2 separate regions of the Homo sapiens genome follow, and region 2 is linked to region 1. A link is an interaction called in ENCODE POLR2A ChIA-PET data of the cell type or tissue named here. Cell type or tissue: Caco-2. All regions are shown on one strand.

Region 1 (2,500 bases):
TGGCCGGCAGCCAAGTGTGCACACGTCTCCTCCGAGCCACTCTCTGCTGGGGGTGGGGAACGCCCAGGAGTCTGGTGATGTCGGCGTCTCCCAGCCTCGGGTTGGGCCCTGAGTGTACGGCATACACACTTCTGCTGCCGCCTCGGCACAGACCCTCTGTGCAGCCCCAGGGGCGGTAGATCCTAGTGTCCGTGCGTAGCCGGCCTGCCCTGGGCTCCCCTGAGCCTCTTCGGGCCCAGTGCGTGGTCTGTCTGTTGCTGCCGGGGGACTGATGATGGGGTTTCTGGCAGTGACGGGTTTGGACACACTGTCCTGCGGCGGGAGGGGGAGGTGAGTGGGAGATGTAGATTCGGCGTCCTCGCAAACTGCCGCCGCTTCTCCCCCAGCTGACTTTGTCCTGCAGTGGATGGATGTTGGCTTGTCCTCGGAATTCCTTCTGGTGCTGGTGAACTTGGTCAAATTCAATAGCTGTTACCTCGACGAGTACATCGCAAGGATGGTTCAGTAAGAAAAGAATTGAGATCCTGTTCTGATAATGGTCCTAAGTTCAGCTCCGCAGTGAATAAAGTTGAAACCACCAAAAAAATAGAGGTTGGGCTGGGCACAATGGCTCACGCCTGTAATCTCAGCACTTTGGGAGGCCGAGGCAGGCGGATCACGAGGTCAGGAGTTCGAGACCAGCCTGGCCAACATGGTGAAACCCTGTCTCTACTAAAAATACAAAAATTAGCCGGGCATGGTGGTGGGAGCCTGTAATCCCAGCTACTCAGGAGGCTGAGGCAGGAGAATTGCTTGAAACCGGAAGGCAGAGGTTGCAGTGAGCGGAGATCGTGCCACTGCACTCCAGCCTGGGTGAAAGAGCAAAACTCCATCTCAAAAAAAAAAAAAAAAAAAGAGAAGTACGTAGCTATCTTCTGTTTAGCTCTCATCTGATGTCTTGGTTATCTTTTTGTTGTTTGTTTAGAATGTTGCATGAGCTCTGTCTCACTCATGCTGAACACCCAGCACCGAGAGCAGTGGCTGGCGCACAGCAGGCACCTGAGTGCTTGTTGGGTGGGTGGGACCCCCAGGGAGGATGAGCCATGCGTGTTATTGACGTCATAGAGTGACTAGACCACAGCCCGTGGTGGCTCGGCCATCCAGGCAGTGCTGCCGGGACTGAGCTCGGTGCTCCCTGCAGGATGATCTGTCTGCTGTGCGTCCGGACCGCGTCCTCTGTGGACATAGAGGTCAGTGCCTCCCCTCCCCAGGGCCGGCCCATTTCACCCTGGTTTCTGGGAGGCTGGGGCTTGGGGGTTGAGCCCTGTGTGCCACCTGCTGGCTGTGTAGCCCTGGGCAAGCTGCTCGGTCTCTCTGAGCCTCAGGAGTCCCCCATGTAAGTCAGGATAGCCGGGCGCCTCCATGTGGAGATGTAGCTCAGGGTGGATGACAGCATCAATGACCCACAGTGACAGGGACGTCAGGTGCTTCCCACATGCCCGCTTGCCCTGTGGCTTGGAGAGAGGGTGCCATGGCAGCGGGGAGAGGTGGCAGCGCAGGCTGAAGGAGGTGGGAAGGAAGCCTGGGTGTCCTCTCCTGTGGGGAGGAGCTGGGGTAGGACGGGCGTGAGCCGTCTCCCTCTCCACCAGGTCTCCCTGCAGGTGCTGGACGCCGTGGTCTGCTACAACTGCCTGCCGGCTGAGAGCCTCCCGCTGTTCATCGTTACCCTCTGTCGCACCATCAACGTCAAGGAGCTCTGCGAGCCTTGCTGGAAGGTGGGGTTTCTGAAACTGCTCTGGAAGGTTCCTGAGAGCACATGGATGGGACAAGGGCCATCCTGTCTCCCATGAATGGTTGTCTGATTCTTGGGGTGGCCAGACAATGGCCTGTTGAGGGACGGCCAGTGTCATTTTCCCAGGCAGTTGAGCTGAGGTCAGGGTTTTGGTGGCATTTTGAGAACCCTGCTGCCTCTGTCTTTGGGAGGAGATGGTGGCGAGCTGGCCGGACCTTGGGTGGCTATAGGGCAGCAGCCAGGCGGGGCCAGCAGCGGGACTGGGGCTGGGGGCAGGGCTTATGCCTGCCAGCCCCTGACACGCATTGTGTCTCGCAGCTGATGCGGAACCTCCTTGGCACCCACCTGGGCCACAGCGCCATCTACAACATGTGCCACCTCATGGAGGACAGGTGAGTGTGGTGGGTGGGGCGCAGGGCAGTGGAGGCCAGCACAGCCCTCGGGGCAGCTCCAGTGTCCCTTGCCAAGCACACACTGGCTTAGAGAGTCCTTGTCCTCTCGGGCAGCTGTTCCAGAGGCTGCCACTAGAGCGAGGCCCATGACTTCTAGGATCCAGCCCCTGTCCTCTCCTTCCTCTGTCAGTTCAACAGAATATCCACACCCAGCTCAGTGCCTGCCCCATGCTCGGACGTCCTCCAGCGGTGCTCCCCAACTACTTAGCCTGTTACAAGGCGAGGCTCGGGGTCTTGGCTTGACGTTGCCCTTGCCCTCACCCCCACAGCCAGGCTG
Region 2 (2,500 bases), 130 kb after region 1:
CTCCAGGTCCTCCATCAGCAGTAAACGGGCCCCTGGTCCCTTGCAGCTGCCACATGGGGCTTCACAGCCTGGGCCCCTGGCCTAGTCCCTCTCCTCAGCCTCCTGTTACTCAGATGTACCCAGCTCTTGCCTGCCTCAGCGCCTTTGGTTTTTTCCTTTTTTCTTCACCAAGAGCAAACACTTGAGTGCCTTTGTTTTAATCATTATTTTTTTTTGAGACAGGGTCTTGCTCTGTCACTCAGGCTGGTGCAATCTTCGCTCACTGTAGCCTCCACTTCCCAGGCTCAAGCAATCCTCCCACCTCAGCCTCCCAAGTCGCTGGGGCCATAGGCGCACAACACCATGCTTGGCTAATTTTATTTTTTGTAGACATGGAATCTCACTATGTTGCCCAGGCTGATCTCGAACTCCTGGGCTCAAACAATCCTCTAGCCTCGGCCTCCCAAAGTGTTGGGATGACAGGCATGAGCCACCACGCCTGGCGCCGCCGGCTTTTAACGCACGGCTCCTGCCACCTGGAACCCACCTGCCTCTCAGAGCATTCTCTGGCCTTCTCTGACTGCCTCATCTCAAGCAGGCCCTCCCTGTGCTCCGGGTCACATGTCCTTTCATGTTTACTTCGCTGTCCCCTGCCCTCTCCTGCCCCAGGACGAGCTCCTTGGGAGTTGGGTCCCCATCTGTTCTAGTGGCCGGTTCAGAACCAGACATGGCAGCACACAGTGCTTGGTAGAACGCATAAAGGAATAGGTGTGGGAACGGACGAGGAGACGGCCGCTGGGGCACCCTGATGCTCCCCACTCAACCCCACGCTGGCACCCAGAAACCCAGCCCTGCTGGGCCCCCACACCCTCAGCACACTCGCTGCTTCCAGCCCCCAAGCCCAGGGGCTCCTGCCTGCCCCCCAGGGTGGGGTGGAACTTGCCTGCTCGCTTGACAATGGCCTCGCCCAGGGAGGACGGGAAGTAGCCCACCCGGTCATTGCCCGTCCGGTTGTCATGGATGCAGCCCTTCCACCGGCCATCCGGATGCTGCTCGAGGACCTGGCCAGTAAGGTGGGGGGCGCTCAGGGAGATGCCCCCTTTCGCAGAGTCTCCTGCCCAGTGCCCCCCAGTTGCGGCGGGAGGGTGTTCTGGGGTGCGCACGCCCAGGTGCCGCCCCCTCCCTGCTGAGATGGCCCCTGGGGCCATGCTTACTGTGATGATGTCCCCTGCCTTCACGTTGAGGCTGGTCAGGTCGTAATTGTTGCAATAATCCTTGGTCGCCCGGACCTGCAGGGCCGCTGAGGCCTCTGGGGATACAGGAGGGGGCCCCCGAAGTCCTGCGGGCTGATCTGGCCCAGCCCCAGCCCCAGCCACTGCCCCTCTGCCCTGCCTGGGCCCACCTCGCAACAGCTGCTTGATCTCCCTGCTGGCCTGGGACGTGGTGAACTGGTGCACGATGTCCAGGGCTGTCTGGCTGTAGGTGTTCCTCACGTGGGCATTGATCCCGCTCTGCACATGTGAGAGATGAGGCTCTGTCAGGAGCCCCTACAGTCCACTGGGCCCAGCGCCCCTGGGCCCCACACTCACATCCAGCAGCAGCCGCACCACCTCTGTCTTTCCGCAGAGCGCAGCCTCGTGCAGGGCCGTGCCGGACTTGGTCTGGCGGTTAATGTCGATGCCGGCTTGGAGGAGGAGCCTGGCGGGAAGGCAAGGTGGACAGGCGGGGCCTTCCAGCAGGAGGCCGGCCCCAGCACCCCCAAGCCAGGCCTCCATTTCCAGGTACCCCAGCAGTCAGCTTGGGGGCTGAGGACCGTCCAGCCCTGCCCCATGTCTCTGACATTCACTGAGTGCTGAGCGCTTTTTTTTTCTTTTTGAGACGGAGTTTCACCCTTGTCGCCCAGGCTGGAGTGCAATGGTGCGATCTCGGCTCACTACAGCCTCCACCTCCTGGGTTCAAGCGATTCTCCTGCCTCAGCCTCCGGAGTAGCTGGGATCACAGGCACCTGCCACCACACCCAGCTAATTTTGTATTTTTAGTAGAGACGGGGTTTCACCATTTTGGCCAAGCTGGACACGAACTCCTCCCAAAGTGCTGGGAGTACAGGCGTGCGCCACTGCACCTGGCCTACTTTTTCTAAGACGGGGTCTCACTCTGTCACCCAGGCTGGAGTACAGTGGTGCAGTCATGGCTTACTGCAGCCTCAAACTCCCGGCCTCAAGCAGTCCTCCTGCCTCAGCCTCCAGAGTAGCTGGGATTACAGACATGTGTGACCATTCCCAGCTTTTTTTTTTTTTTTTGCCTTTGTTTTTGTAAAGACCACGTCTTGCTATGTTGCCCAGGCTGGTCTCAAATTCCTGGGCTCCTGCGTCAGCCTCCCAAAATACTGGGATTGCAGCATTTTGAACCACCGCACTCAGCTGCTTTTTTTATAAAAAGTAGAGATGGGGTCTCTCTCTGTCACCCAGGCTGGAATGCAGTGGCACCATCCTGGCTCACTGCAGCCTCGACCTCCCAGGCT

Evidence for each region. Peaks named below come from ENCODE experiments on the same cell type or tissue, not always from the same donor. Only the 100,000 strongest peaks of a DNase experiment are listed, where the experiment ranks them.
Region 2: POLR2A ChIA-PET joins it to region 1 with 5 read pairs; 2 of 35 experiments call an interaction of 5 or more read pairs at or near these places.

What each region holds. Positions count from the first base shown.
Region 1 is chr16:2,055,016-2,057,515 of GRCh38, forward strand. TSC2 (TSC complex subunit 2) reads left to right here. Exons shown (of 42, transcript NM_000548.5): 6 at 387-504; 7 at 1,181-1,229; 8 at 1,629-1,754; 9 at 2,090-2,163. Among named protein-coding and RNA genes, the nearest start is that of TSC2, 8.3 kb to the left of the region's middle. In Caco-2, a CTCF peak has its summit at 2,246; a DNase peak (open chromatin) is centred at 1,311.
Region 2 is chr16:2,185,785-2,188,284 of GRCh38, forward strand. It overlaps CASKIN1 (CASK interacting protein 1), which reads right to left. Exons shown (of 20, transcript NM_020764.4): 7 at 1,569-1,677; 8 at 1,382-1,490; 9 at 1,194-1,288; 10 at 923-1,040. Among named protein-coding and RNA genes, the nearest start is that of CASKIN1, 9.6 kb to the right of the region's middle. In Caco-2, no CTCF peak of the experiment used is centred here; no DNase peak of the experiment used is centred here.